Linked DNA regions of Mus musculus: region 2 is linked to region 1. Evidence: chromatin loops called from intact Hi-C (ENCODE). Cell type or tissue: heart. All regions are shown on one strand. Each heading gives the region's core, and the rest is flanking DNA. Links, peaks and the distances in the headings are about the cores only. Region 1 overlaps Pcdh7 (protocadherin 7). Region 2 overlaps Pcdh7 (protocadherin 7).

The links. A loop is a pair of places that touch in the nucleus more often than their neighbours do. Peaks named below come from ENCODE experiments on the same cell type or tissue, not always from the same donor. Only the 100,000 strongest peaks of a DNase experiment are listed, where the experiment ranks them.
Region 2: it touches region 1 in a loop (2.7-fold over the local background); 2 of 42 quality-filtered maps call a loop at or near these places.

The regions. Positions count from the first base shown.
Region 1 is chr5:57,941,136-57,957,073 of GRCm38, reverse strand. All of the region lies in intron 2 of Pcdh7 (protocadherin 7), which reads right to left. Among named protein-coding and RNA genes, the nearest start is that of Pcdh7, 230 kb to the right of the region's middle. In heart, for the core only: no CTCF peak of the experiment used is centred there; no DNase peak of the experiment used is centred there.
Region 2 is chr5:57,736,606-57,752,543 of GRCm38, reverse strand. All of the region lies in intron 1 of Pcdh7 (protocadherin 7), which reads right to left. Among named protein-coding and RNA genes, the nearest start is that of Pcdh7, 26 kb to the right of the region's middle. In heart, for the core only: a CTCF peak has its summit at 9,411; DNase peaks (open chromatin) are centred at 8,433 and 9,393; H3K4me3 peaks cover 347 bases; H3K27ac peaks cover 979 bases.

The DNA.
Region 1 (15,938 bases), core at 5,391-13,390:
AAGCACAGGTCTGTTCACATGCTGTCCTTGCTGGAATTCCCCTGACCTGAGCTTGAGCCGGGAGAGTCTTACTTCCCTCCTCCCCTTCTCCATCCATCCTCCCCTTTATGTCTTCCCTTACAGTAACTTGTGTTTTCATCCATAATAAATTCTTTTGTTATCAAGATGTATGTTTTCCCTATGAGCCCTGAGTTTGTAGTATGATAAAAACAACACATGCTTAACATTTTTCCAAGTGCCTGGATATTAAACAGTAACTGATGTACAAGTTTCATCTAAAACATATTTGAACAATAAATTTAATCAATATTTTCAAGGAAGAACAGTAAATACTATAGTCAGAATTATATTTATTTAACTTATTTGATTTTTAGGTGGAGCATGTTCAGCAAAAATCTAAGAACTACATGTATTGGTTAAAAATACATGGAAGGTACTGATTAGTACCCCCCAGAGTTGAGTCTCTAGTTGCATATGTAGCAGAGGTTGGCCTAGTTGGCAATCAATGGGAGGAGAGGCCCTTGGTCTTGTGAAGATCATATGCCCCAGAACAAGGGAATGCCAGGGCCAGGAAGCAGGAGTGGGTAGGTTATGGAGCAGGGCAGGGGGAGGGTATAGGGGCTTTGGGGATAGCATGTGAAATGTAAATGAAGAAAACATCTAATAAAAAAAAAAGAAAAAATACATGGAGAATGTCCTGAGGATAAATTACATAAAATATATATAGTGAAATATATAGCATATATTGGAAAGGCATATCATGGGAATAAAGTACCAAAAGGAGTTGGAATACATAAGAAGAGTTGTAGGGTTTGTGACACTTTACTGCACTGCTTTCTCTCTAAAACTCACTGTTTACTCCTGCTAAAAATACACACAATTGCGGTTTTTTTTTCCTCCGATTACAGTCTGTATAGTTTTCATTCAAAGGCATAAGCTATAATTTTAAGAAGCGAGAGCAAAGTCGGGAAGATATAATATTCAGGCTATCCTTTTGAAAGAACACTGTCAACAGTAAGAATTGCTTGATTCTCGACAGGCCGGAAGTCCTATTTGTCCGGATTTGAGAAAAGGTCTGCAACAAGCTATCAGGATCTTTCATGATTAGTTTCCAAAGTACGATCTGAAATTACAATTCACACACAGTGAAAAACCAAGAGGATAAAAATCAATCGTGTTTACGACGGTTTTTTTCCTTCCTTTTGTCAGAGCCAGTCACTGCTTTCCCATCCTGTCATTTTGCTTGTCATCGTGTCAGCCACGATCTTTATATGAACTGAAACCACCTTTTAAATTAAGATAATTTCAAAGTAAATTGTTTTTATTTATATTGAATGTCTACATTTTACTAATATTGCCTAATTTCTATTTTATGTATTTATTTAATTTATTTTTGATTTTTCGAGACAGGATTTTTTTGTGTAGCTCTGGCTGTCCTGAAACTTACTTAGTAGAGCAGGCTCGTCTCGAACTCAGAGATCTACCTGTTTCATTCATACTTGTCACGAAAGGCCTGTGCCAACATGCCTGCTTTCGTTGCCTAATTGTTTAAATATTAGTATGTAGGAAGAACTCTTTAAACCTCAATGGTCTACTAATGGGAGCTTTAGCAGACTCCAGATCTTTGCAACATGGAAATAGAGGCAGAGAGTCTACTGTATCCTCTAATTCATTTCCTAAGAAGGGTCTAAGTGGACATCCTGCATTTTTATTTTAATGTTCTGCTCACTGAATAAGATTCTCTCCCAAGAATAATAGGATTTTGTCCTTGAAATAGTTTTGATATTTAAATTTTTATTTCTACTTTAGCAATACTTTGATGCATTTTTCAACGTAACTTGACTTCCCTGCTTATAGCAAAACAAAATCTTAATATAGTCAACTCCTAACCATTGGCAAAATGGAGCTGCTGTGCCCAAATTGATGAACTCCGTAAAACAGTTGTTAACTAACAACTAGGAGGTGGAGTCTCTCAACTCATGTTGATGAGTCTGGATGCATTGGTCTACTTATAATTTCTCTTTATAATTGGGAACAAACAAGAAAAAAAATGCTTGCTTACTCCATTCATGTACCATTCCCTTCAACAAAACACAAACAAAAGAGAACATCTTAAATGTATTTCTATTTATTGCTACCTAACTGTTACTAAACTTTCCCTTTTTCATAAAAACTGCTACTTCACATTTTAGAGGCAACACATTAAATCTCCCACAGAACACTTCATGGATCCTGCCCACAAAACAATGAAAATTACCTTTGATGAGTAATCAGACAAATCAAAGGGCTGTGTTTTTATCCTGAACACTTTTATGGAAGGTGAAAGTGTGATGTCTTTTTAATTTACTGGAAACATTTAAGTATGTGAGCCTCCAAGTTTGAAAGACTGGGATGTAATTTAGGCTTTGCAAGAATATATTCTGATTGTAGAGTAAGGTTTTACAATTACCTGTAGAGTGTCTCTCATCCCTTAGGCCTAGCCAGTCCCAGTCAGTGATCCACAATGAACATCCCTTGATTTTAAACAGCTACTGTTTGGGAAGGCTGATGAGTTATAATGTTAGTGGTCAGAAAGAGCAGACTGTGTTTAATGAGGGCAAGATAGCTACCTAAATCATGTTGTACATGCTGAAGATTAATTATCATGAAAAAATTTCCAGGACAGGAAAAATTTTCAGCTGGAGAAATACTTTTAGATGAGACTGGTCATCCCAACCAGCTATAGAAAGTAATTATCTGTAATAATTTGACCAGGAACACTTATAAATTTAGGAAAACTTTTCTTCTCTTTGCTTTGCCTTCTCCTCCATCTCTTCCTCTCTTCTTACCATCCCTTCCTTATATATTTTTATCTTGCTTGACAAAGCTAGTTGTTATATCACTAAATCTTTATCCCAATATATTCCCTCTCCTGCCTGCCTATATATATAGTCTGCTTTAACATTTTTAGAACTTCAGCCTCTCTAGGCAGCACTTGTCCTGAGAGCTGAATGCTTAGAATTCCACGAACAAATAATTTTACATCTCTTCTGTAATCTCTGAAGAGAACAGATTTAGAAAAAACTAGAGGCCTAAAGAGTATATTAATAATCTGTTCAAACAAGCATAAAACAATTTTTTAATATCAATGATCACTGCAATTTGCAGGAAAGTGAAAGAATCAAATCCATGTTCTACATAATTAGCCATTAACTTAAAATAGATCATATAGTTATGGTTGTGAAAATAAAGATTATTTAATTAATATGTTTGCATGATTTGATTGATACAAAACTAATTTATCTCCCAGTTTTAAGTTAGAATTGGCTGACATAGACATAATATATTCATCAAAGAATATACTTAAATTTCATTATTCTATGTAAATTGTATACACTTAAAATAAAAATGATTATATTTTAAAAACTACTGATAACAAAAGAAATTTTGAAAATCATGTTTGATATAAAACAACTAAAATGAAAAATTAGTGAACTGAACATAATAAGATGTGAACTAATTAATATAGGTATGTGTCTTACAGATTTAAAATCAGGATCCAAGCCTTTGTAGGAAAAATAGCATAAATATGAGTTAAAGTAAAATAAACACTCAAACAAAATAATTACCACAGCCAATCAAAATATAAAGCTGTGGAAGACAGTTCCAACTGATGGATCTACAAAACAACTTCTGCTAAGCCTCAGAGAATATTGAAAAACAGGAGGCAGAAAGGTTGCAAGATCCAGAGGATCTGAGAGTTTGCTGCAAGAGTTTTTAATACCACCAGATTCCAAAACAAACAGGAAACTCAAAAGTTTTAAGCCAAATACATAGGTTTAATCATTAGATGTATTATTTTGAATGAAGTAGACTCATGTCCCAAACACAATTAGTTAACAGTCACTTAGTTTTGTGGTCCATGAGGGACTCAATAGTACCCCAGGACTTGAACAATGCCTGTCCTTTCTGTTCTTGCCATGAAATTAGTTGCTATGTTCCTGTCCTGTCAAGTACAGATACATGAAAAATTGTAGGACAAGGTGTGGCTTACTTGGACTGTGCTGGTATCATAATGTTTTCTACAAGATGTTTACTCCTGGTGGTAGCCTAGCCAAGCTCTTTCCAATTCCTTCAAAAGTAGAGACAAACTGGACAAAATATCAAAATAAACAATAATATGAATTCAAGATTGTTGCTAAAGTGTTAGATGTAAATATATTTCATGAATTTATATTTTCTATCTACTTTCAGTTAGGAACAATTGTATGTATGTATATATACTTATATGCATACATATGTGAATACACACATTGCAGCTTTTTATATAACCTGCAGGTCAAATATTTGGTGATAACAAAGGTTGATTAATTTGAGAGAGCATCATGAATAAGATTTGTAAAACAGATTTATCCCTTCTGGAATTTTAAATGCTTTGAGCTTTAAGTTGCCAATGTTCCATGGTGCTTTGTAAGCCTATTTAAATGATTTTATGAAGTTAATATGACTGAAACTCATTACTTTAAAAGAGGATTGTCAGCAACACAGTATTTTATGAAATGTTCCCATGTAAGAAATGAGACCCAACAGTATTAATTATGTAAGAGAATATCTGTTGAAATAAGAGAAATTTGGACACCTGCTGATCAACAAATGCTAAATGTCAAGATATGAGTAAAAATGTCGAGAAAGAGTTTGTGTTCCTTTTTTTCTAGGTCACATGTTGCATTCACATTGATTATTTAATTGATTGAAACTTAATATTTTAATTCTATATTTAAATAAAAGGTAAATATGTTTATTTTGCTTTCAATATCAAATAATTTTAATTTTTTAAAAAGTAGTATTTTTCTGTCTCATTTGGTCATGGTTTTATTTTCTATATGAAATTAAATTATACAACTTAAATTGAGTTTCACATGAATAGTGGATAAGTTTGACTTGCATTAATCATGTCCAAGAAAATTTTAAGACAGAAAATTAGATGGAAAGGAACAAAGACATTTTGATTAACTGATATGTGAGAGATTCTATTAATATTTTCTCTTAAACTTACAAGTTTATATATTTTCCTTTTTTGTCTATACGTCAAAAATTTTTGAGACTTCATATTTTCTGTTCTTCCCCCATCTAATTTGATGAAAATAAACAGTCATATGTGATACCACATTGTGTTATTTAACATAAATAAATTCTACAATTATTTCCCCAAATGCCTTCATGATCCATGAGTTTATAACTTCATTTTGAATATCAAATTTCTATTTCATCTAATCCCTATGCCCTTTCTCCTTAGAAGCAACATATCTAAGATGTATTTGGGGACTATGATTTTTAGGTAATTATGGGAAATATGCCTCCTTTTTGAACTTCAACAATGTATGCAGGAATTATTGGAAGCTTAATGTGGGCTACTCTTTATTCCACCTTTAAGGCAGCGAAGGTATCACTGAGTGGTTAGATTATCTATCTGTGACCAAATTTCAAAAAAAAAAAAACAGTTTATCATTAGAAATCTCATAAATAAATTTTAATTGAAAGTAAAAGCTAAATGCATATGAACGTTTAAGTGCAATGCTAGTATGCATTACACATGACTCAGTACTTCAGTTTGGAACTGGTAGTTTGATGCAACTGCTGGAGTGGTGGTTCTATGTGACTTGATCATGGGAAGTTAGGTAGTCTAACAATTGCTGAGGGTTGGTTATTATTCTCTTCCTAGAAATAAATACTCAGAAAAAAACTAGGTTATAACTTCTAATTCTACTTCTTCCTAAAAAAAAATATTTAACTCATCACATAAGACAACATAATTTACAACACTGACAGTAACATTCAGGAAAGCTCAGAAAATAATTAATCATTTTGGTGAGTAATTCTGAGGTGGATATTACATATTCCCCTAGCACATACCACTTTGAACACCCATGGGTATTTAGAATAAACACTTGCCTTTAAGGGAAAGGACATCATTTCATTAAAATGCTCCTTTAAGTGGCCCTCAATTTATAACCAAATTTCAAAAAAAACAGTTTACCATTAGAAATCTCATAAATAAATTTTAATTGAAAGTAAAAGCTAAATGCATATGAACTTATAAGTGCAGTGCTAGTATGCATTACACATGACTCAGTACTTCAGTTTGGAACCACCTTTTTTGGGTAATCTAGTGCTTTGAGATTCATGCAATAAATTCAAGAAAATGCCTTCTTTTATTACCACAAAAGGTCACACAGTCTTGAAGTTGCTCTTTAAAGTGTACTTTCCTACTGTTTTATATGTACTACCATTAAAGGTAGAAGAAAATATAGTTATGTATAAAGCATACCTTATTGTACATTAGTTATGTTTCTTTTAGGTTTTACCACTTAATAATTTTATTATTTTAATTATTCTTTAATGAATGAATTTGAACTCTGCACATTATAATGAGAACTTCCAAAAAAGTAGTCATTAATATAAAAATATAGAATTTACTTTTTCTTAGTTAGATTGGGAATGATTTTTAAAATCTCTGAAAAATATAAAGAATAAGCATTATAACCTTTAAATATATTATGATGTCCAAAAATTGAAAATTTAACTTATGAACCATTTCACAATCCATGATCAACTAATTTATTTTGTCAAAATATTGCCAAAAATAGAAAAGTATAATTTATTTTAAAAAACACTATACTCTTCCCCAAACTAAAATGGACTCATTAAACACAATATTGCAAAACATTACACTTTTTATTTTCTGACTTTCCCTTTAAAGTTTGTAAAGGTTGTAAACATACACAAACACACATGGGTGTTTTCCCTGGAATCCTATTGTATTGGTACTCTTCAGCCAACATCAAAGGCAGTGCACAGATTCGTTTGATATGTAGTTGATACGATGTACGGACAGGCAACATTCAATAGCTATGCTGCCTATTTCAGTCTGACTGTATCAATTCAATTTATCCTGCAAAACACCTTGGCTTTTTCTTCCACCTTCGGGACTCCTAATTTTCTGCTTCCACTTTACCTGCTTGCCTTATTCTGTAAAATGCAAGCAGAGCTACCAACAGCATTAAACAAACTCCATTAAAATCATTGAAGCTTCCTTTTTTTTTCATTGCTCTTTGCAAGAATATGTCACTTATTCTGCCTGGCTTTATTCTACCTTCTTCTCTCTGTCCTCTCACACAAGAAAATACTCGCTTCCTGTCTTCAATTTCTGAGAGATAGTCAGAATTTTAATTTTAAGTGACTCAATACATATCCTTAATTTTTGAGCCCTGCTTCTTTCTCTCGCTCACCCTGAAGCTAACACAGAATTATCCACCTCAGTGGGCAGAAGGAGCTTAAATTTATCTTGGCTTTCATTTATATGAGAAACTAGAATTTCAGTGTGCTAAAAAAGACACCTTATAGAAGACACATTATTATATACAACAGAGGCAAAACCTGTTTAATTCATATATTTAAAGACATACCAAATACAAACTTTTTTATTTGATAACCAATTAAAATATAAAGAAATGTCCTTGGAGTCATTATTGGAAAAAATGTACTGTAAACCACCCTCACAAAACTATTGCCCTTCCCAACCTCCTCTTTATTTATATTTATAAACATAGAGCTGGATTGAACTTTTTCTTCTTTTTTTTTTTTTTTTTTTTTTGTTGAATTTTCGTAGGATACCAAGCTGTAGTCCCAATTTCTTTGTTGCTTTGAGGAAATATATATATACCATTTACTTCATTACTTCAACTCACTAGCTTTTCAACCAGTATATCCAAGAAAGAATGCAAAGCATTAAACCCCTGAACAATGTGCAGTCCTCTCATCTAAGAGGATCCGCCATCCCCTTCAATTAACTGATATCCTACTGCCATCAGCTAATGCATCTGTGCTAAGAGTTTTCTTTACAAGACGTTCTGTTTGTTTGCTTGATGTCTGCTGTGCTGATTAGAGGGACAGACAAGCACAAATAATGATGGTTATGTCTGCTTAATGTTTATCTGGGAATCTTCAGTGACTGTCTCTGTTTTGTTTGCTATAAACTCAAACAGAAGGGCACTGCAGTGCAACGTGTCCAGAGGGAAGGAGTGGTGGTGGCAAGCACTTCTTAGGCAGCTCCTGATTCTCTAGGTTGAGCTACCCCCTTTTTTTCTCCTTACAGGTTTCACCTCTATAAAAGAAGTCGAATGTAGATTACAAAGAATTTTTGTTTTTGTCAAACTTTGCAAACAGCCGACCATCGTCCATGTTCTTCCAGAAAAGCAGCAGGTCATGCCACGCAGTGGCGTTTTGCTTCTTGTGTACAGAAATGTTTATCTGCTTTATTTCATCTCGGTGACACAAGCTATGACGCTATGCAGTACATTCATGCAAAAGAAAGCTTCAGCTGAAAATAAGATCTTTACTTCTAGCGTCCTACTGCAATACTTTCAATAACAAAGATTTAGAATATTTGCTAACACTTCTCTCACTGGCTAATGGGTTTGCAATATCATTCTTTCTACCTGCCTTCCTGCCTTCACTCCCTCCCTCTCCTTCCTTTCTTCTTTCCTTCCTTCCTTCCTACATTCCTTCTTTCCTTTCCTTTCTTCTTTCCTTCCATACTTCCTTCTCTTTTCTTTCTTTCTCTCTTTCTTTCTTTCTTTCTTTCTTTCTTTCTTTCTTTCTTTCTTCCTTCCTTCCTTCCTTCCTTCCTTCCTTCCTTCCTTCCTTTCTTCCTTCCTTCCTTCCTTACATCTTGCATTCTTGCTTTCTTTTCCTCCCTCAGCTAGTTTTCACCAACTTTTTCATAATCTCCTCCAGGAAAAATAGTATAAGACTCTCTGCAAAGACTTTATATTTTGTACCTTAATGGCTCGACTATAATCAAGCAAATGACTTTCATAAGTCATTTGCAGCAATGTGATTATCATTCATATAACAGCAGATAAAGAGCATCTAGACCACAGATAACAAGGTGAGCAGTAGGTACTCACAAGGAAATTATCAGCTTTCTAGTTCCAGTAACAGATCTGAGTAAAAATGTCTCTGGATATTGTAGAGTTCTCCAAGGAGTCAACTTCTTCGTTGAGATATTACAATTTATAATAATAGGCCCCAATGGAAAACTTGAGAATCAAATCAGCAAACGACTGTACAGAGTTATAGCTGGTATCATGTCTTTCTGTAGGGTTGTTTTCCATTTTCTTTAAAGCCTGTTTTTCCCCAGGATGTGGCTGCTTGTTTGCCATGTGACTGGTGATAAATGGCATTAACAGTAGAGTTCATTATGTCTAACTTTCTATCTTATGAATGTTAATAATTGAAATAGAAATTGGTATGCAACTTAGAGATTAACATCTTCATTGATGTAAAATTAACAAAATAGTTTATTTTATGGACGAGTTCTCTCTCTCTCTCTCTCTCTCTCTCTCTCTCTCTCTCCTGTCCTTCTGATTTTTCTTTATTTTTGCTTTGTTTTCAAGACATGGTTACAGTGTGTAGCCCTGGCTGTCTTGGAGCTCACCCTCTAGATCAGGCTGGCCTCGAACTCAGAGATCCCTCTGACTATGCCCCCTGAGTGCTGGAATTCAGGTACAGACCATCAACAACTGACTATACAGATCAGTTTTCAATGAGCATTTTTAAAAGCAAGTACTATATTATATAATTCCATGGAGAGACATTTTCTCATGTGGTCATGCAGTCATTTGTTTCTAGAATGAAGAGACAACAAAGTTTGAGATCACTCTCTCATCTGTCTCTACTATAGTGTCTGTGCACGCACACACACACACACACACACACACACACACGAGTTCCATTGGATGTCCATTAACCAAAATCTATTTCACTCTCTTCAAAAGAATAGACTCTATTTCTGGTGGAGACAAAGGATAGTTTCCTTCGATAAGTGTTAATCGACTGCAGCTAGTCAATTCCCGTGCCAAAGGGACCAACCTTCAGAATTCTCATTTGCTATAAGCCACATTAAAGATATTTACCTGGAAATTTATTTACTTAGAAAAACCAGTTTATCTTCCCAGAATTCCTTGCTCTCTGGGCAGTTGTTACATCTCTCCACAGGTTTCTGTTAGGTGTACCAACATTTCTGGGTCCTAAAGCAGAAACTCCTATTTCTTTCCTTTCTTTTCTCTTTGACTCTTTATTTCTACATTTGTCCAGAGTTTAAGGTTTTTTTTTTTCGTTCTTTCTTTCTTAAAGCCCTTGTCACCCACATGTGGCTGCTTGTCTGTCATGTGGCTTGATGATTTTCTCTCTAACCCTCTTCACCTTTTTTTTTTTTTTTTTTTTTAATGGCAGCTGCTGAGATTTAAAGCTTGCCTGTCCTGGGGTTTTTCTTCTGAACTCTAATAAAATGGCCTTTAGATTTTTTTTCTTTCTTAAATTCTTGCATTAAGAACCCCAGGACTGGACTCTCATTTCCCCATTAACATATGGCAGGCAGAGGAGACCGTCTCAATGACTGGTAACACTTACATCTAAATACCTAACACACACATATATGAATGCATGTTTATGTAATTCATGCATACATACATTTCCAATAGTAAAATGCAACAATCTAAAATTATAGCAATGAATTTATTTCCTTTTTTCATAGGTGTTTTGGAAAAATGTTGAAGCAAAACTGTAGCAAAGTGAGATAATTACTTGCATGATCATACTATTCCACATCACAGAGTAAAACCAAGTTCTAGAATTCCTCTCAAGGATATAGCTTTAGAAATAAAAGTAAAACCCTTTGTCTCACTGACAGTCACTCTTAACTAGCTTAGCCTCTCCATTTTACAGATGACGAATCATACTTCTGTCCATTTATTGGCAAAGCTAGAGCAAAATACCAATTTCTAAAATCCCTAGACTTCCGTATGTTATAAAAAGCAGAAATAATATTGAAGGGGTTGTCATTCAAGAGACGTATACTTATGCAGTAGGTGAGAATTTGAAGGGATGATTAATCAGTAGCATCCTTGGTCCATATTGCTCTTTATGGTACTAAGTGGAAGATATTAAATACAGTATACATGACATTTACCTCAAATAGATGTGAGAGACAAAGAAGATAGAGGTTTCTTGTTGTTTTAAAATTTACCTAAGAATCTTATATTTAATGTGATACCTAAAGGGCAATGCTTTGAGATCTGAATATCAAAAATTGGAGGGGGACATGCATATATTCATGCAACTTAGCAAATGACAGTTAGTATTACAGCAAAAAAGAATTTATGTAGGCACTGGCGCTTTTGAGAAAATTAAGTCAAGCACTGAAATTACCATGTGGAAAAGTTTCATTAAGATGATATAGGTTTACAATATATAAAGCATATTTGAAAATGGAAGTCCCGAGCAGGGTCAGGGCAAAGGCATGTGGCGTGAAAACTGTACTCTGCCAGCAAATTAATTAAATTTCACAGCTCCAGGAAGACCATATATTCTGTGTCGGCACTCACTGAGAGTTAGATGTGCAGGGCCTCTGAGAGTGTGTTGTAATCTGCTCATAAATAGAACTCACCAAGGGACATTGACAGCAATTTGGCATTAAGCAAGAGTGTGCATAAGTGAAGAATTTACTTTGTAGTAGCTTTTATTAGTACAGCTCTGACAGCACATGCCTTACCCAGTTTTTTTATTATTGTTTTGCTCTAGTTTGACCTCTGTGAAATTTACTGTTACAGATGATCTCATATTGTCAGTTAAGTCAATAACTTGAACTCAGAGAATCTTTTCTTTTTCTCCACTGGCATTATCATTAACTTAATAATATCTTTGTAGTGCTGAATTTGCTAGAATTTTGGTAAAGATTCACTATAATAAAGAATAAGGTCTTCCAAACTGCTTTTTGTTTCTAAACTTAAATCTACTTTATACCCATATTTATTCTATTTATATATTGCCTACAGTCAAGACCCACATACTTATGTAAAAACCTATTCAAAGTCTTGAATCATTCTGAACTGTGTTTCCCTTTCAAGTCTGAAGAGATATCAAGGTAATTTCTAGACTCTTCAAACACATTAAGTAGGAGTTAAAAAAAAAAAAAAAGAATGACCCATCATGAATTTCTTGTTGTATGGAAAAATTGTTCTGATATAAACGGGAAAGTTATAATACCTAGAACATGAAAAGAATTTGCAACCAAGTAATGGAAAAGTTAAAGAGTTGTGCTATAAGCCAGGAATGAAATATACAGAGATAAATAAACATTTACACATTTTCACATCGTACCAGCCTTAATTTAAGTCTGAAAATACTTTCATTTGGAAAAGAAGTAGCATTTAGCTTTCCTTTTCCCAAAGAAAATACTGATAAACAGATTCAAGTTAAAGGGTAGATTTCAGCTCAACCTTACCAAGGAGTGGTGAGGAGTGAAGGGACTGAGAAGCAGGAAAGGAAGAAGGGAGGGAGAAAGATCATGGAGAACTAAATTACACTAGAGATTGAGCCCCCTTTACATTTTGTGTCATGGAGATTCCTTGTGCACACAGGCAAAAGTCTTCCAGAGGGATGTGGAGTATCCAAACATGACCTACTAACATTGACTTTGTTGGCCGTTAATCTCTACATCTCCACTTTAAAAAATTCCATGAGTAATAAGACAAAAACATAAAAGATCATGTATCCTATGTACCTGCCAGTTCACAGAAAGGAAAAAGGCACAAACTGATTTCTAGGTCTGAACTGATAAGCATTCAGTTTGAACTTCTTTGCTTGTGGTCAGATGGGATAGTTTGAAATGGACATTGCTTCTCCATTATGTCCTAATTCAAATATGTTCTCTTGGAACCACCTCTTTCATTGAGTAAGTGAGGATAAAATTTCATCTTTATGTGGGAGGGGAAATGACTGCTCTGTAAACATTCACTCAACATGTACACTAAAGATGCACACATCAAGAGCTATGTGAAGCTCTGCCCTCTACAAATTCAGAGGTCACTGTGAATGCGTATCTAAGTGGCACGGGATGCATCAGACCCTACACAAGATTCATTTCACTCAAGACACTGCTAGTGACCTTGCTACATTTGACATTACCAATCCTCAGGGCTCACACCTATTATACACAGATCAACACATTTAAAAGTAATCCATTGATGTAGTTAAATTTGTAAGAAAATGGAGGCCAAAATTCTGACACAGGAACCTCTAAATAGGCTGTAACTGCATGTTTTTCAAACAGGGATTGGTGAAATATTCTTCACATGTAACACTCCAACTACACAAATACCTGTGGGCATGATCAACTCAATCTGTTGAGTCAGATGTGATGGCAGGAAAATTTGTTGCATTCAGGCCCAAACCACTAAACATAAAAAATAGAAGCATTGGCGAGAGGCCTTCTGATGTGTAATCAAGCAGTGATCACTTGATAGGAAGCCGTATGTTACTAATTAAAGATTAATCACCTTGTCTGAGATTCATTGCCTTTTCAGGTTTGATGACATTTTAACATACTTAGATACAGTAGAGAGATTCTTTATTGTCTTTGAACTGAAGCTAAACATATATAAGTAAAAGCGAATTGTTCAGTTAATATACATCTGCTCTAAGGACTGCAAACACAGTTCTCCCACACAACCACACTTACAGACACACTCAGTTTTGTGTAAATACATCTGCCAACAGTCTTCCTAGCCCAAAGGCAGTATTGTAGTCACATGTCTTAAAGAGCCAGAGAAAGTCACAGGACAAAATGAGGAGCCTTAAGATCTCCGAAGCAAGCCCCTGCAGGAGCCAGAAAGACTAGTTTCACCAGTGGAAGAGGAAATCAAGAGGACGGGTGTTGCCCATAGATCACTGTGAATTCATGTTTTATTAGTCATGACTCTCCTAGATTGTGCCCTGAGGATCCAGTTCTTTCAAAATGTAATACACTGAATTAAAGGGTATCTTGGGATAGCTTGAACACAACAGACACTTCAATCTTCCTCAAAAGCCACCAGATGAGTTGACAAAAGTTTTTCCACAAGTAATTACCATGCTTTCTGTTTAACCAGATTGGCATTTTGGATATAAATCCAGATATATGTGAATTGGCTTACACCTAAGTTTTTATAACTCAGTGATAGGGGTAGTAAAATATGTTTTTTTGTACCATGCTTCTAAAATGCAAGGAAGACTAAAATCTGAATTAAAATCTAAAAAGTATTTTTATTTTATGATCACTGCCCCCATTCCTGGTTCCCCTTTCCACAGTCCCTTCACCCATGCCCCCATCCCATTCTCCTCTAAGAAGGTGGAGGCCCCCTCTGAGTAGCTGCCCACCATGACACATCAAGTCTCTGTAGGGTTAGGTGCTTCCTCTACCACTGAGGCCAGACAAGGCAACCCAGCTAGAAAAACATATTACACAGATAGGCAACAGCTGTTGGGATCCCCCCCTGCTCCTGTTTGGGACCATCAAGAACTGAACTGCACATCTGTTATATATGTGTGTTGGGGGGAGGGCGCTAGATCCAGTCAATGTATGTTCTTTGGTTGGGGGTTCAGTCTCTAAGAGATCTTTTTAAACTTATTGTATCAGTAAGTATTTAGAGAATGCTGAAAGTGACATACTGATAAAAACAAGATCACTTCTCTTCAACTGGTTGGATGTAACACCTTTTTGAGAACAGCATCAGTAATTATTCTATATGCAGCATTCAAGGGGAAAAGTTCTACAAATTGGAAGAAAGATTGCAATGTGTCACAGGTGGGATATGTAAAGAGAAACTGGGTCCAACAGTCCTTTCGTACTTCCAAGCACTGTGTAGTGGATAATCATGTGTTCTATGTGTAAAAGCGATAGCTAGACCAGCAGTGGGAAGCTCAGAGGGGGGCAGCTGAGGACCGCCATACCTGTTGATTAATGGAGAGGCCTTAACAGCACTCTTCTTCCATGCGTCTTGCCATGAGGAAAGGGAAGGAAGGGGAAGGTAGTGATGACAGCAACACCTGGGGAAGGGAGATGGTGAAATATGTAAGGGGAAAATGAGCAGCTGCGGCCCCGTGGTGTCCATCAAGTCTCTGTCAACAAAACCAGGTCCAAAGCGTAGGTTCTACTTTTCTTCCTTAAGAAACATAAATCTCAAAAATGATGTAAGCAAACTGATTCTTTTGTCCTTCCTTCCTTCCTTCCTTCTTCCTTCCTTTCTTTCCCTCTTTCTTTTCTTACAGGTTTTCACTGTGTAGCCCTGGATGTTCTGGAAATCTCTATAGACAGGGCTGATCTCAAACTCAGAGATCTGCCTGCCTCTGCCTCCAGAGTATTGGAATTAAAGGCATATATCACCATGGGGGTCTACCAAGGTCTTCTGGATGATGACCATCACTAGACTTACAACTATAATTCTCCAAGAATACCGCTGGTTGCTAGACAAAATAAGGTAACATCCATTTCTAACATTTTAACTCAACAGAGTAGCTTGGGGACTTTAGGACATGGGCATAGATTTTTAAAAACAAAGTTAAAGAAAAAAGTAACAGGATAAGACTAATAACAAACCCTAAGCCAGATTCTTTTCAATTCTCAGTGTTCTACTGTTTCCTCCTGCTGTCACTCTCTGGTTGCTACATAATAACACAGAATGGTTGTGTTTGGTATGTTCTCCTAAGGGTACAAAACAACAGCATCAAAATACCTTCACTTATATTCATGAAAAAGGTATTCAACTTAGTTGGAGTCCACAAACCCTGTAAGATCCAACTAATAAAATTAGTAAAAATATTCATGTTTAATAATATTTAAATGCATGCTTTAATTGTGACAGCATATGACATTTTAAGCAAATAAAATTATATAGAAAAATGAAAAGAAATGCTTAATAAAGTGAATATATTATTTGCATTTTAATAATTATTTGAATATGAAAAAACTGCATGTGAAGTGTAAGGCCTGTTCCATGTAAGATTTTGTGTTTGGTTTTTAAAGAAGTCTTTGAGACTTTTTGTGTTTATATTCAAATGCAAAATATTCATTTAAAGTG
Region 2 (15,938 bases), core at 4,669-12,668, 200 kb after region 1:
CCCACCCTCTAGATCTTACTTTAGCCCTAAAGGTAAGATCTAGAAAAGAGCAATGGAGTAACCATCAAATTTCTGTCACCGATTTAGCCACCACTAACTGCCAACCTCCCACCTTCCATGTTTATTGAAAACAACCCAGTAAATGTGCGAAGCAGGCACACACATTTTCCAACATTGACTTCCTTCACATTAAGTGATAGAATTTAGCATCCATTACTTTCAGAGGTAGAAATATTAATGCTAAAATTTCTAATTGCAGTGTAATTTTCCTTCAAGTTTCATGTTCAGGGCAGAAAAGGAGAAACACAATGGGGCTGTCATTACCTCATTGCATTTTGGATCAATTCCTTGATTTAGGAGTATGTTGAAAAGAACACCAAAGATCCTCCTCTATAAGACCAAGGAAGCCAGAAAGAAAGGAAAGGAAGAGTAAGAAGAGAGGGGTGGATAATGAAGGGCTAATCGGACAAATTTTGTTTCCTAAAATGACTATGTAGTGTGATTTCTAATATGAATGTGAGAGAAAATCATATCTGCCCCTCAAAACACTAAAGATCATCAATTTGGACTTCTATGTGGGGAATTTACATTTTTCAATAATTGTGAGCAGAAAGGAAATTATATAGCCAAAGAACCATCTTTGAAAATTTAATTATTGAAAACAAAGAAGTTAATAGCATCTGAACAAAAGAAATCTATAGCATTGTCTAAAGATATTTACTGTTCTAAAACTCCTTCAAAATCAAGATTTCTGCATGGACATGGTGGTATAAGCCTTTATTCTCAGCACTCGGGAGGCAAAGGTGTTTGAGGCTAGCCTAGACTACACAGTGAGTTTCAAGAAAGTCAGGACTACATTATGAGACCTTGTCTCAAAAAGTAGTATTGCTCAGGTAAACCTATACATTGAAAATCTACAAAGCATGGAAGTCTAGTCAGGAGGAAATAAAATGGTTCACACTTTATAAAGACTAAGAACAATAACAATCGAAGTTAGGAACAAGCACATGTCATTTAAAACTGAGTTATACAGTCTATACATTTAAAACAATATGTTCTCAAATTATAACTGTTTTCTCATTTTATATACCAATGATTCAGGAAATATTTTCTACTGTGTGTGAGGATTTAAAGAATGTTTATAGCTGAGAAAAGGACATGAGACTCTTATCCTCAAAATATGTCTTTGATCTTCAGTTCTCTAATCAGAATAGGCTAGCAAAGGGTGTGTGTTAAATGCTACTACTTCTGAAGATCAAAATGTTTTAGAAAAAATCTTCAGTAAATTTAGCTCACTCAGAAATAATTGAATTGGTGCAGAATCAATGGTAAGATATTATTTTGAAGGATTTGAAAGACAAAATTCTGAATGACTCACACCACTCAAGGGTATAATGGCTAGAAACGTTTTCTTAAAATTAACTCATTTTGTACATTCATAGCATCATAGGCTGAACAACTGTTTAATTCTTTTTTTTATTACGTATTTTCCTCAATTACATTTCCAATGCTATCCCAAAAGTCCCCCACACCCTCCCCCCCCCACTCCCCTACCCACCCATTCCTATTTTTTGGCCCTGGAGTTCCCCTGTACCGGGGCATATAAAGTTTGCCTGACCAATGGGCCTCTTTTTCCATTGATGGCCGACTAGGCCATCTTTTGATACATATGCAGCTAGAGTCAAGAGCTCTGGAGTACTGGTTAGTTCATAATGTTGTTCCACTGATAGGGTTGCAGATCTCTTTAGCTCCTTGGATACTTTCTCTAGTTCCTCCATTGGGGGCCCTGTTTAATTCTTTAACGTTCTAAAATGCCTTAACACAATGCACGAAGACCTTGTAAGTTGAAACTCTGGTGTACATTACAGCTTCACCTGCTACTAATTCCATCCCACTACATGGGATCTCTCTGTGTATTGCTCTAACTCATCCTGTTTCCTTTGTCAGAAAGCACCAAGGTGTCCTAAGGACATCTATGAATGTTACCCAATCTGAAAGAGCTTTAGCCATACATAGTTAAGTGAGTCTTTCTTACCCACTTCTTCATACACCCACAGCTTTCCACATTGCTGTTCCAAGTGTTGCAGTAGCTTTCACTTATAATACTGGCTTCAAGCATAGACAACATTTTGCTTGCTTTCTTTCTTTCTTTCTTTCTTTCTTTCTTTCTTTTTTTTTTTTTATACACACTGTCTCTAGATTAGTACCTGTCAGGAACTTGGTGAATGAAAGACTCAGCATAAATGAAGAAAGACAATTTCTAACAAGATGCCTTCTATATTTTAATATGACCAGTGAACAGAAAAGAACTCAAGGGAAGAATATACAGGGTTGGGAAGGAGGGTGGTGAGTAAAAATGTTTTACATCAGTTTGACTCCCCAGATCCACCTAGAAGTCAGAAGCATACCATAGCACAATCCAGCCTCTGTAATCTTAGCATACCCATCAAGAGATAGACTGTGGAGACAATGATTCTCCAGAAGCTCATGGGACAATTTGTCTGGAGTACACAGGAGAAAAAACACCAAAGAGATTCTGCCTCAAGCAAGGTGAAAGGCAAGGACTGACACCTGAAGTTGACCTCTGATGCTACACAGGCATGCCCTCCATAATTCACATACATGAACATTTACACACATACATACAGAAAAGTCAGGGCTAGAGAGGTGACTCAGTGGTTAAAAATACTGATTGCTCTTACAGAGGGCCTGAATTTGAATCCTAGCACCCACATGATGACTGTCTGTCTCTCCAGTTGCAGGGGATCCAACACCTTCTTCTGGCCTTCTTGGGCACCAGGAATGCATATGGTACATATTGGTACATTCAAGCAAATCACCCATGCATCCAAAATTAAAATTTGTTAACTATATAGATTTATAAATATACCAAAATACAAGTATATTTCTGAAAATTCTGCTTTCCAAATTAGTATCTAGGGTTGACTCCTCTTAAAGATCATCTTCTCCATAGATATTCAATTTAAGAAAGTTGGAGGTTAGCTTTTATTTTTCACCACTAGCACATACTCACACTACCACTCTCTCCATGCCCAGGATGATCAAGTTAGATGCTAGGAAAACCAAACAATATGAGAAATGTTCAAAATTCCCCATGTCCTATGGCTTATAGCTGTGTTTGCCCAGTGGAAAATCATTTGCCTAAATTAAAAACAGAAGAAGTCTAGCCAGGCATATGTAGCAGAGGATAGCCTTGTGGGATGTCAGTGAGAAGAGAGGCTCTTGGTCTTGTGAAGGAGCGATGCCTCAGTGTGGGGAATTCCAGGACTAGGAAGCAGGAATATTTGAAATGTAAATAGAGAAAATATCTAATTTAAAAAAAAAGGCTGCTCAGATAGCTCAGTGATTGAGAGCATGTTCAGGTTTTACAGAAGGCTCAGGTTCAGTTCCCAGCACACACATAGTGTCTTACAATCATCTGTTACTCCAGTTTCAGGAGATCCAGCACACTTTTCTGACCTCTAAGGGCAAGAGGCATGCATTGAATGCACTTATAAATATGCCAGAAATCACTCAATTCATAAAATAAAAATAAATCTTTAAATAAAAATATAGAAAAATGGTTGTGAGCCTAGCCTTTAATGGCTGAGAGGCCCATTGGACAGGCAAACTTTATATGCCCCAGTACAGGGGAACGCCAGGGCCAAAAAATGGGAATGGGTGGATAGGGGAGTTGGGCAGAGGGTGGGGGGGACTTTTGGGATAGCACTGGAAATGTAATTGAGGAAAATACATAATAAAAAAAGAGAAAAAATATAGAAAAATGGAAGAAGTTAATGTTTTATTCCCCAACTCAACACTCCATGCATCGATGGTCACTTCCCAAAAGCTTCACCTTTCTCTGTTAGAAATCAACCAGAGCAAATATTACTCACAACTGGACAAAGCCTCACTTCCATGGCATTGGTAACATCAGGTGTAGAATAATTTTATGTCGTGAGCTGCTGCCCTGTGACTTGTAGGAGATTAGCAGCCTCCTTAGCATCTGTACCCTAAATATAGATAAACTTTGTATAGCAGTTTACAATTTATAAATTACTTTCACCTATTTACTCTCACCTGAGCTCCAGAACTGTGCAGATATTATTAGAATCACATTCACAAACAAGAAAAAAAAAAGGAAACCTGTAAATAATAGCCTGATATTTCTACACTAAAATTATACAGAGGAGGAAGGACATAGACTTTTCAAAAGCCAAGTCATAGTCTAATCTCCTTTGTACCACCCTTGTTTCATAAGCACTTGTTTTACTCAAGGATTTCTTGTTACTGTTTATCTTGATGCCATAATTTCATCAGCAGGGCTAGTGGGTTGCGTATGAAATACAAAAGTCATAATAGAGTTTTGTGGGCATTGTATTTAAAAAGAACGATATAGTCACTTATCTATTTTCTCTTTTGCTTCCCTGTAGAAGAATAATGTTCCAGGCATGTTTTATTGACAATTGGAATCCACTTCAAAGATAATGTATTCTGAACCACTTCTACAAAAAAAAGCCCACCAGGATTACAATAGAAAAAAAAAAAAAACAGAATAACTCCAGGCATGCATGTGGTTTTGATCATTTTGTGTTAAATCAAGAGAGAAGCTTAATGCATTTCAGAGTTCCAAAGACTGAATTTTCCTTCACCCACCTTCAGCCTGCCTCCATGGTGAAGTGAAAAAAACACAAACCTATTGAAATGTTTTCATTCAGGAAAGGAGACACAAACTCCTACCAGACTTTATAAACCAAATAGACAAATCAACATTAGCAGTTGTTTACCAGAGGTGGGGAGTGATTATTTTTTGTTTTGTTTTTTGTTTTGCAAAAATGACAGCATCTTGGACTCATTATCTTCACACAAAATGCATGTACAGGGAAGTAAGCAGAATACATCCAAGAAAACTGACAGCATGTTCTTTTATAATGAACAATTAATCCTTTCTCCAAGTGATAAGTAGTACTCCAAAAAATGATTCTCGTGGCATTCTGTGGTAGCACACTACAGCAATGGAAATTAGAAGGGAACACTTTTACTTGTACCAGTTATTAGAATTTCATCAAATTGCCTTCAAAATGACCCTGACAATGTCCACCATGCAGTTGGTTGAGTGGGGTCATTGTCATGTGCCATCCTAAGAAGTAGAGACACTGTTCTTGAGAAGCTCTCACTCGTGGCCTAACTATACTTTCTACCACCTACAACATCCTACTGGACTCCTAGTGTTCAACTCAGCTGAAAGATTGGACACCGAAAGATAGAAAATGAGACCTCCTATATCTCAAGGTTGGCCACACTATTTACTGTTTCTGAGTAGAGTTCAGCCAGATCACAGCAAGAAACCACCATAGGTTTTATAGATAGTTTATACTTGAGAAGTTCAAGAAATAATAAAATTCCTCAGCCTTTATCCTATAAAAGGGTAAATTGGCAACTAAACTCATATTCCATGTTTCAAAATAAGTTAATGTTTCCTATATGAAAATAAACTTTTCATCACACAAGAAAAATATTTGGTTATCAAGTCTTTTTCATTTTGATATAAAACATATGGTAGTTTATGAAGTGAGGTTATTCAATTTTTGGAGCTTACCTATTAAATCTAAAAGAGACAAAGACTGATTCACAAAGATGTTTTCTCCATAATGCAGGGAATCTATGTATAATCCTCACAGAGCAAAGAGGCATTAAGATTTTAGTCAAAAGGCTGGAGATGTGGCTCAGCTATTAATAACATATACTGCTCTTGCAGAGGACCAGAGTTCAGGTCCCAGAATACATTAGATAGCTCACAACTGTCTGTAACTGTACCTGTGGAGGATCCTGTTTCCTCCCCTATCTCTGAAAGCACCTGCAACTGAGGATACCTCCTCACCTCCACACAAAAGTACAGTCAAAGTAAGATAAATGTACTAAAAACTGTGAACAAGAGTACTATAGGAAAAAATGAAAATTTCCAATTTTCAACAACATTTGAAAATGTTTTCCAATAAACAACATTTTTTTTTAAAAAATTGTCTATGTGGACTCAATGTAAACATCCTGTCTCAAATGTATCAGAGAGAAATCTAGCAATAAGGGTCGGAATAAATTATTATAATGAAAATTATTTAATGATTGCTCTGAATATGAAAGCCAGTCACAAGCCACAGAATTTACGCAATTTCTAAAAGCTGAAAAAAAATTTCAAGAAAAGTCTTCTTCCTTACCTGCTTAAAAGAAAAAGAACCCTGCCAACACAGAGATTTTAACCATGTGAAACCCATTTGTAACTTCTAACAATTAGAATCCTGTGAGAGAAGGTAGTGTTTTAACTCATGATTCTCATCCTAATTTGATACAGGGACTCTAGGGAATCTAATAGAAGAGTAAGAAATAAAATAAAATAGAATAAAATAAAATGCCTGAAAACACTGGAAAGTGCTGGTTAGAGGCACTAGCTAACCTCAGACAGGAAGTGCATTAGTCTCCTGATTGTGCCCACAGTGCCCTTATTTCCTTAGATTCTGTTCAATGTTGTCTGTAGAAAGGATATTAAAACAGTTTAATGTTACAAAGCCTGATTTTTTCCAGTATCCTAAAAATTTTAATATAAATACAATGACAGCAAGTAATTTAAAATTTCAATAAAACGTTTAAAATATTAAGGCACATCATATAATCTGTTTTAAATAATTAATTGCATTGCTCTATGCTGATTCATTCATCATAACATTGCAGATATAAGTGACCCAGATCACTGATCCTCAAGTGGGAACAACCCAGTGCAATGACATTTATTTATAGTTATTAGACTACATAACATGAAAGTGAAAAAAATGAAAAAACGTGTAAGAGGGAAATGAATGAATGATCCAATGTATGAAAGAAAAAGTACATTTCATCAGGCAGATTTATTTGAAATAACTGTTGTTTGAGGCTTTTTCTTTTCATCATGTCAATTACTAATTCCTGCAAATAGCCCCTGGTATTACTGACTTATTAAGCCACTAATGTATACCTGTATAATTCTACCTTGGTATGATTCAATCAATGTTTTAGCTCAAACCACTGCTCTACAAGAACTAGAAAAAGATCCTGCAAGGTTTTGCTGAAAATGAATGGGGCAAATTTTAAGAATAGTTACTGAAAATAAGGCCTCAGGAGATGGTAGACATTCTCAGGATAAAACATCAGGAAGCTGAAGTGCCAAAATATTATGGGGGGAATTTTAATGGAAGCAGACCACACTGAGATCCTCCTTTTAAACACCAACTCCTTCGCTCTCACTTGGCATTGCAGGACTCCCGTCTAAGTGAATCCTCTGGAAATGAACATTTGTTAAACAAGAGCATTCTTTGGGGATAACCCAGCCGTGTGTTACACAGGAGCATCCTTTGGAGATATCCACTCAACATCTTTATCTTGAAGCCTGAAAAGACCATTATTAAAAAGTCCTTCTTCCTGTTACTTCTTTTTAATACTTTTCAGAAGTGACTGTGGTGTAATTTTGTGTTCTCACTTTTGCTACTCTCTAGGCCAGGGCTATTGACCTGCATTGTTTCCTGGAAAAGAAGGGTTTCTAGATTTCTAATTACCCTAGCACTACTACTTTGTTGTGTGTGTGTGTATACAACATACAATAATATGTATATGTGCATATATACATACATGTGTTTATATATTGTTCATATATACATATATAAATCATATATAAATATTCATATAGATACATAATACACACATATACCTCTACACACACAACATAATATCCACAGACTGACGTATCAACTGAACTGAGAAAGTTGTTAATGACATCAATACTATACAAAGAATTTCTAATTTTCAGCTGGACTCAAATCCAAGAATCTATTCTAAATGGACTATAACAAAGTGAATCAAGGAGAGATTAGGGGGAATGGGAGAAATGTCCCCTAGGCCTCCTAGCATTTCCCCTGCACTCTGCATTTCTTCTCTGAGTTCCTCCATTAAAAGTCTCACACCGAGGCTCTCTGCTTTTCTAGCACCCTCTATGAACAGAAATATAACTTGGAGAGGCAATATCTTAAAAACTGTCATCAACCTGTCACTTAGGCAGGATTATCTAAAAGCCAGTTGATAACAAGTTACAGTGCTAATAGAACACATGATAGGTGCTTAGCTCAAAAAGGAACACTGGAAAGCACCTAAAAAAAATAGTAAAAAAAAAATTGTTTAAAAAGTAATCCTTAGGATTTTTCTGCAGACATCCCAATTCTAGAGTACTTTGTATAATCATTGCCCTTTTTAAAAAATGCAAGGCTTAAATATATGAGATTACATGTCTATTTTTAGAAAAAAGTAACATGGTGTCAGATGAATCAGTATGTTCCCAGAATGGGCCTTGGAATGGGTACACATGTCAGTAATGCTGCTGTCACCACACACATCTGCATAAGTCCTCCACAGGCAAGCTGCTCAAACCCTAGGCTGCTTTCCTTTCCGTATCTTCAGTGACAGTAATAGTTCTCATTTGAAGGTGATTTGACATCTAAAAATAACCAAAAGTCAAGTGTGAAGAATTTAGAGTGAAGAGTTACAATCAAATAGTTCTGTTTTGGTCCGAAGTCACAGACAGACTAAAAGAGAGTGAAGCAGGATTGCCCAACAAAGACCAACAAAGACGTCTAAAGATTAACAGCCAAGGAAGAAACCCATTAGAAATCTATCAGAACAAAAACTGTTGAATTGTAAAGGAGGGTGTGCACAAAATACATTTTAATTCAGTTGAAATGAGAATAGTTGATGCCCCATAGCCAAAGTTGCAATATTGATGCAAGACTACAAAGGAGGGAGGAATCAAAGCTATACTGCCATTTTCTTGTCAGGTATCAACGTTTCAAAGAATTGTTAAGTCTTTCCCCCGGGGTGTGTATGGTTCCCATTATAGTCTCATTCATACTATGTTATTATTCCTGAATAAGATGTGTAAGGCAGTCATCAAACAAGACTATTAGTTTCTGAGTATATTCCAGTTGTAAGAGGGCACCAACAATGAGAAATAAAATACATGAGAGAACAACATTCATTTAGACATCATATGTTGGAAATATCATTAGAATCACATTTGTGGTACTCCTTCTTAAGAATTGTATAAGGCACATGCCTCAGATAAACTGAGTTCTAGCTCTGTGTCACAGACTTTTATTTACATAACCAAGAAATATTGCAAATTTTCTGGCCAAAAAAAAAAAATCTATATTCACTAATCTACATTTCTTCTGTGTAGGTTGGATACTGAAATAGAAAGGGCAGCCGGTGCTTAAAATATTCTTATCTCTTGGCTGCTCGATCCTGACCTCTGACTCCCTCTGAGGCCAGGTGAAAACAGCCTGTTCCGTGGCAGGAGGAAACCAGAAGTGGTGCCAAAGCTGACAGGCTGCCCCTGGGGGAGGAAAAGAGCAGCATCGCAGATGATCACAAACTGACTGCTGCAGAGGAGGCAGAGTAGCAAGGGAGAGACATCCTGCCCACAGCCTCGTGTCTGGCAAGAAGAAGGCCAAGTACCAAGCTTCCAATTTGCCAGCACTCTCCTTCCAGCTTTTTTCCTCCGCAGCCTGAAATCAAGGGAGCATTAATAAAAGGTTTATTTTTAAAAACAAAACAAAACAAAACAAAACAAAAAACAGCTTTCAAAAAATTCTAAGAGTCCCCTTAAATGTTAATTCTCATCAAATAAACTCTTGCTGTTTACTTAACTTTGCAAACATAAATAGTGATCATTTTAAAACAAAATAACATGAGCTTATGAAGGTGGGTGTGCGCATACCTGTGATGGTGGTGGCTTGTGTGATGAGTGCGCTAGCGTGTGAGAGAGAATGGGGGTGAGGGGAGAAGGAGGGGGTGGGGAGGGCTGGGGGTGAAGGAGCACAGAATCTCAGCTTTTATTCTCTGTTTTTTTTTTTCCTCCAGGCTGATTTTTTCCCCCAAACCTTTTCAACTAGAAGTTTAGGAAGAAATGTAGGCAATCATGAAAGTACAGAAAGACACAACTTCCTATCTCTATTCCCCCAGTACTTTTATTTCTTACTACCTTTTGCCTTTGATGAAAAAGTCCCTCTTTTACCCATTTTTTTTTCAATTATTCAATAAAAAGCCCAGCAAGAAACGAGCTTAAGTGATGAAAAAGAAATAAGCCAAACATTTTTTTTTTGGACCCTTGAGCAAAATCCTTGATTTTTTTTCCTTTTCCTAAATTGAGACTTTGCACACTAGCTCTGAAGTGTATTTTTCTCTTTTCTTCAATAAGACATTTCAGCGATTTCTCTGAGTGATAAAATAATGTGTCTTCAATTCTCTTCCACAGTTGAGTGCCAGGAATGGAAGGTGACAACTCTGCTATTTTTGGTAACAATATAATCTTTTTTGTAAAAACTAATTTTTCTAGGAAATACTTGGACTGGGAATCATGACTTCATTTCGAATTTCCCTTTGTCTTTATCAAAAAAACGTAAGTATCATTATACAAATGGAATCGTTTTCATTAGTACCCACAGTTTTTACAGCTGGACTTGGAGTTTCTCTTATCTTGCATAAAATGTTCAATGATGAACAAGATAGACTGTTCAATGGTGAACAAAGGAAAAAAAGATAACAAAAAAGTTGGGTATTTGCTCAACATCAGAGATTAGAAACTCAAATGAATTTAAGAAACTCTGCATGTGCCTCCCTCTTCAGACTGTGCTCACTAAAACAAAGGTGTTACAAGGTGAGTTGCACTGTTAGAACTTCTGGTTTCAGTGTCTTCCTTGTGCAGGGCAGTATGTGCTAAGTAATTTCCTTCTGATACTAAACAGCATGAAAACTAACTTGGCAGTGCATGTATCAACACTCTCCATTCTTACAAGCCAAAGAAAGTTTAAAAACCACCACCCCATCTAATGAGAACACAAGGTAATTTCCAGTAGTCTGCCTGCCATAATAACTAAAGACAAGAGATGCTTCTGGGCATCTATTTTTTTTTTTTTAAATTAGGCTTCACATAAATTATTCTCATTTTCTCTATATGGAATGTATCTCACCACAATGCAGAACCCAGAACTTCTTTATTTTCTACTAATTTAATTTATATAGATTTATGTAGTTAGTGTATATGTGTTAGCACACACACACACGAACACATTTGCCATGACATTTACGGAAGAAACAGGACATCTATTATAGACTGCATCTAAAATTGTAAGCAAAGTATGAATGTAAACAGACGCTAAAGAGAGCAACAGAATCTTTGCTTGCCACCAGGCAGCAAGTCTCCCTTGTGCTTCGGTGGCAATTGTTCTTACAAGAGAACTATCAAAAAACTTAAAATTAGTAGCTAGGAATTTTCAGGAACTCACAAGCATAGGCAATTATTTCCTGCATACTATATAAGATTAGTATTAATCTTCTTTATTACTAGGAATTGACAAGTGTTCCCAAACAACAAAATAACCCTACATCAACACATACCCAAGAAGCACACATAAGACCCAGTGACCTTCAGTAAGTATGCATAATATAAGAATACAACACACACTAGGACTTCAAATTATTCTATTCTTTTACCCACCCAGGTATAACTATGTATTTAGTAAAGCTTAGGAAATCATAAATAATTGTCCTCTTCCAGATAATAAATTTAGGCAAGCCTTCCCACTCAAATAGAATGGATCAAGACTTGACTTTGTTCATAATCTTGATTTATTGAATATATAGTAATTTATGATATTCATACCTAGTTCTCCAATTACAAACTGTGATGGGGTTGTAGTGCTGACTGCTTTTATATGTTTGCTGTGGCTGAATAGCAGCTATAAGAGAAAGAAAAGGAGTTGGTGTGGACACTCCATAAGAATTCATGTGTGATCAGGAAATTAACTGCACCCCCTAGCAGGTTATTGTATTTCACTTGCTTTAGTTGGAAATAGCAACGGTGGATTGTTTTAACCATCTGTGGTCCTTTAAATAAGAATAGTCACAGTTGGCTCATAGGTTTGAATGCTTACTCCCTAGTTACTGAGTCTGTTTGAGAAGGATTAAGAGGTGTTGACTTGTTGAAGTAGGTTTGGCCTTGTTAAAGGACTTGGGCTTTGAGGTTTCAAAGGCCCACTGTTGGTCCCAGTCTTGCTCTCTTTCTGTCTCCTGCCTGTGGGTCAGGATGTGAACTCTCAGCTACCACTCCAGCACCATGCCACCATGGTCCAAACAGGTCATGACTGATCCTCTGACATTATAAGCAAGCCCCCAATTAAATGCTTTATTCTAAAAGTTCCCTTGGTCATACTACATCTTCACATACAAGAGTAACTAAGAGGCCATCTATTTAGGAGAAGAAAACTAAGTAAGAAAACAATAGCTTCAGAATCAGGGTCCATTGGTTTCAGTGCTTAAAAGTTGTAAACTGGAGGCCTCAGAGGTGGCTTAATGGCTAAAAGAGCTTGATGTTCTTGCAGGGGACTCAGATTTAGTTCCCAGAAACCAATTAGAGGCTCAGAACCCGCTACAACTGCAGCTGCTAGGCATCTGAGGATTCTTTTGCCTTTCACAGGCGCCTGAATACATATGGTGCACAAAATTTCATGAAATTTCATAAAAGTTCACACACACACACACACATGCACACACACATACACTAAAAATAAAGAATTAAAATAAACCCTTACATCTTCCCCACAATATTGAGATGTTTGGATTTCCTATAGGAGGAGATAATATACAAGAGAATACAGAGATATTCTATATAGATATATTGGAAAAGCTTCTCAGTTGAAAAGAAAATATCCAACAATGGAAAATATTATTGAGATCTTCTTTTAGACACTAGGCACAGCAAGAATTAAAGCAGCATCATTTTACTAAAAACAAAAATCACTAAAGCATAGTCTTAAATGCTGCTCATTTGCAGTTTAGATGTTCTGTACAAATGTATGTAAATTTTAAATAAAAACTGATGAATTTTTAAACTACCAAAAGGGTATGCAACAGCAGCTCTTTCTTGTAGATTCAGTTGATCATCGTGAGCAACAGTCGGGTAATCTTACAAGACCATCCCAAAAGTAAAATGTTTGTAGTTTTAAATATGCTTTGTTACTGTATATTCTTATAATCCTTTTGTATCATCATTTGTTATTTTTGTTCAGCTTACTATATGTATTTATTAATTATATTTTGTTGGAGTAACTATGTATGTTAGTCACTATATATCATTGTGACAAAAATGCTTAAGGAACAGTAGGGCAATGTTCATTTGGACTTCTGGATTCCAAGGTCTCAGTGTATGGTCATATGGCTCCATTGTATATGGGCCTGTACTGAGGGAGAATATTATGATAGAGTATATGCCATGATACCTAACAACTTACCTCACACAAGATAAGAGGCAAAGACAAGTGGAAGAAAGAAACTAGAAACAAGGTAGTAGGCCAGAACATGCCCCTAGTCACCTACATCTACTGCCTAAGTCCAGCCACTTCCTAATATGGCCATCAAATTATGTATCCAATAATGGATTTATCCTTTGTTGAGTTTAGACTTTTTGTGCACACTCCTGCATGACCACATCTTCGACACACTATCCGTTAGGATGGGGGCGAAAATATTCAAACCCCACCAGCATGCATGACACAAGACATGCATGTATAGTGCAGGAATCCATTGAGGATTTGGAATGTCTCCCCCCCGCCCACAGATATGCAACTACATTTTCATGACGTGTAATCAGTACTTATTTGAAGAAACAGAAGAATTCGTTATTACAAATAGTTTGTAACTAATTCCTTTCCCTTTGCTTTTGAAACCTCAAGAGGAAAATATACATTTTATTTTTCTAAAGCGCTGATTCACAAAAAGTTAACAAAATTTTATTCTTCATTAGAAGGCATTTCCTATCTTGCATCAAATGGCAATTCACAGAAGATTAATGAATTTGTTTCTTCTACTTGCACTAATGATATGCAGAACACTTTGTGAATAGAGAATGAATTGGAAAATATTAAAATAACAACAGCTTGTGATGAGGTATTTCTGAAAATTTTAAGACCAGGCTGAGGGAAGAAAAAAAGAGAATACCTCTGTCTAACACACAAGTTCCCATCCTATAATTTGCACTTTGATTGAGGTTTAAGGTGGTACTATTTTTTCAAATGGACCGACTGACCTAATTTCAAGAACATAATAAAAGGTGTCAAAATTGCAAGGTTAGAATATCACTGAAGCCTTGCCGCAAAGCAAGCGAATGCAATTTCAGTCTCATGAAACTAGTTGTCTATAATGCAGAGCTGATTCCTGTACTTCACAGTAGTTGCGAATGTGGCCTTTTGTAGCTAAAGTGTCTGTACTTGAACTGTAGCTCTGCACTTTACAAACTATGTGACTGAGTAAGTCACCCTTAGTAAGTAACTCTCCTACTCACCACACCCATTGTCCACAATATAATGATAACTATCAGTTAGACTTTGTGGCTGTTGTGATCAACTGATGATTACATACAGGCAAGCTACATACTACTCAATGGCCAGAATATAATGTGCAACCTAAACTTAGCTATTGTGATTTATATAGTGTTCCAAGGATGCCCTGGAAGAAGACTTTTTTTTCCCCCATCTTTTCTGTCATTTCTATTTGCTAAGTACCTAGATTGCTACTAAGAACTTAAATAGCATATAGATGTTAGCATTGAACATTTGTTCTCTGAAACATTAACTGTATTACCTTTGTATGGGTAGTATATATTTGTATACACCTATGCATATGTACATTGCATGCACATATACACATAAGCATGAATTTCATGCTACAAACATAACAAGAAAGGAAAACCCAGCAAACATAGAGGAGTTAATTTTATTATTTCTGACCCCTTGTTGTATTGGTTTGGAAGAAACAGACCTTACCATGACTGATTTTGGACACCAGAAATGTTATCTCTGGAAGGATTTTTGCCTTTGTGATCAACAATTAAATATCCTGAAAAGCAGGTTTAAACGCAACGTTGTAAGTCCGCTTCTGTTCATGCACTATTTATTACCATTTCTCTGCACAGAAGAATATTACATTTTCCATTTTTAAATGTTGGAGGTCAAATGTCCAACCAGCCTTAGAGGCCCAAAAAGTACTCCTTAGGAAAGGCTTGCTCAGCTCTTTTGTTTCTTTGCCTAGGAATGCTGACAGAAAGAGAGTTAACTCCTGCTTTTCATTTGGAATTTAATGATTAAGAAAAAATAGATGGTTGCTTCTAAGTGTTAATATTGCCATTAAAAATAATTTACATTTTTGGATTCTTTTGGGTGGATACTGCTATTTTATTCATTAGTATACCTTTATACACTTACTGGCTAGCAAAAGTAAAATAACCAAAATGTTAAAAATAACTAAAATGATAAATCTCAATGAAAACTAGATGCTGCAGAAATATTCAATGATATGCATGAGATGTTAGATGTAGGAAACTGGGAAATGTATTTAAAAAATGTATGTGCATGCATACACATTATAGATTCATATTTTTTCCACAGAGATAAAGCACATATATGAATCTTTCATCATTGTAAAACATATTTGAGGTTCCTCTTGACAGGAAAAGAGGAAAGCACGTGCTCCTCTGAATATAAAGACTAAATACAATTAGCAGACATGCAAATGCTTATAGTCCAGTCTGGTATGTCTTACTGAAGACCAAGAATGAACTCTGCTATGGACAGAACTGTGCATTTCTGAGTCCATCTATTAAAATCATAAACTGTGGAATGTCAGTACTTCCAGATAGGCATTTAAGGTTAAAAGAGGTCTGAAGGTTATGGTCCTCATCTGATAAGGGCTAGTGTTTTTCTCAGAGAAGCGGGCATAGAGATTTCTGTCTGTGCATGCACAGAGGGAATGCATGGGAGGAATAAGGAGAACGCAGGCAGTTACATGGAAGCTGGAAGCTGAGTGAGAGG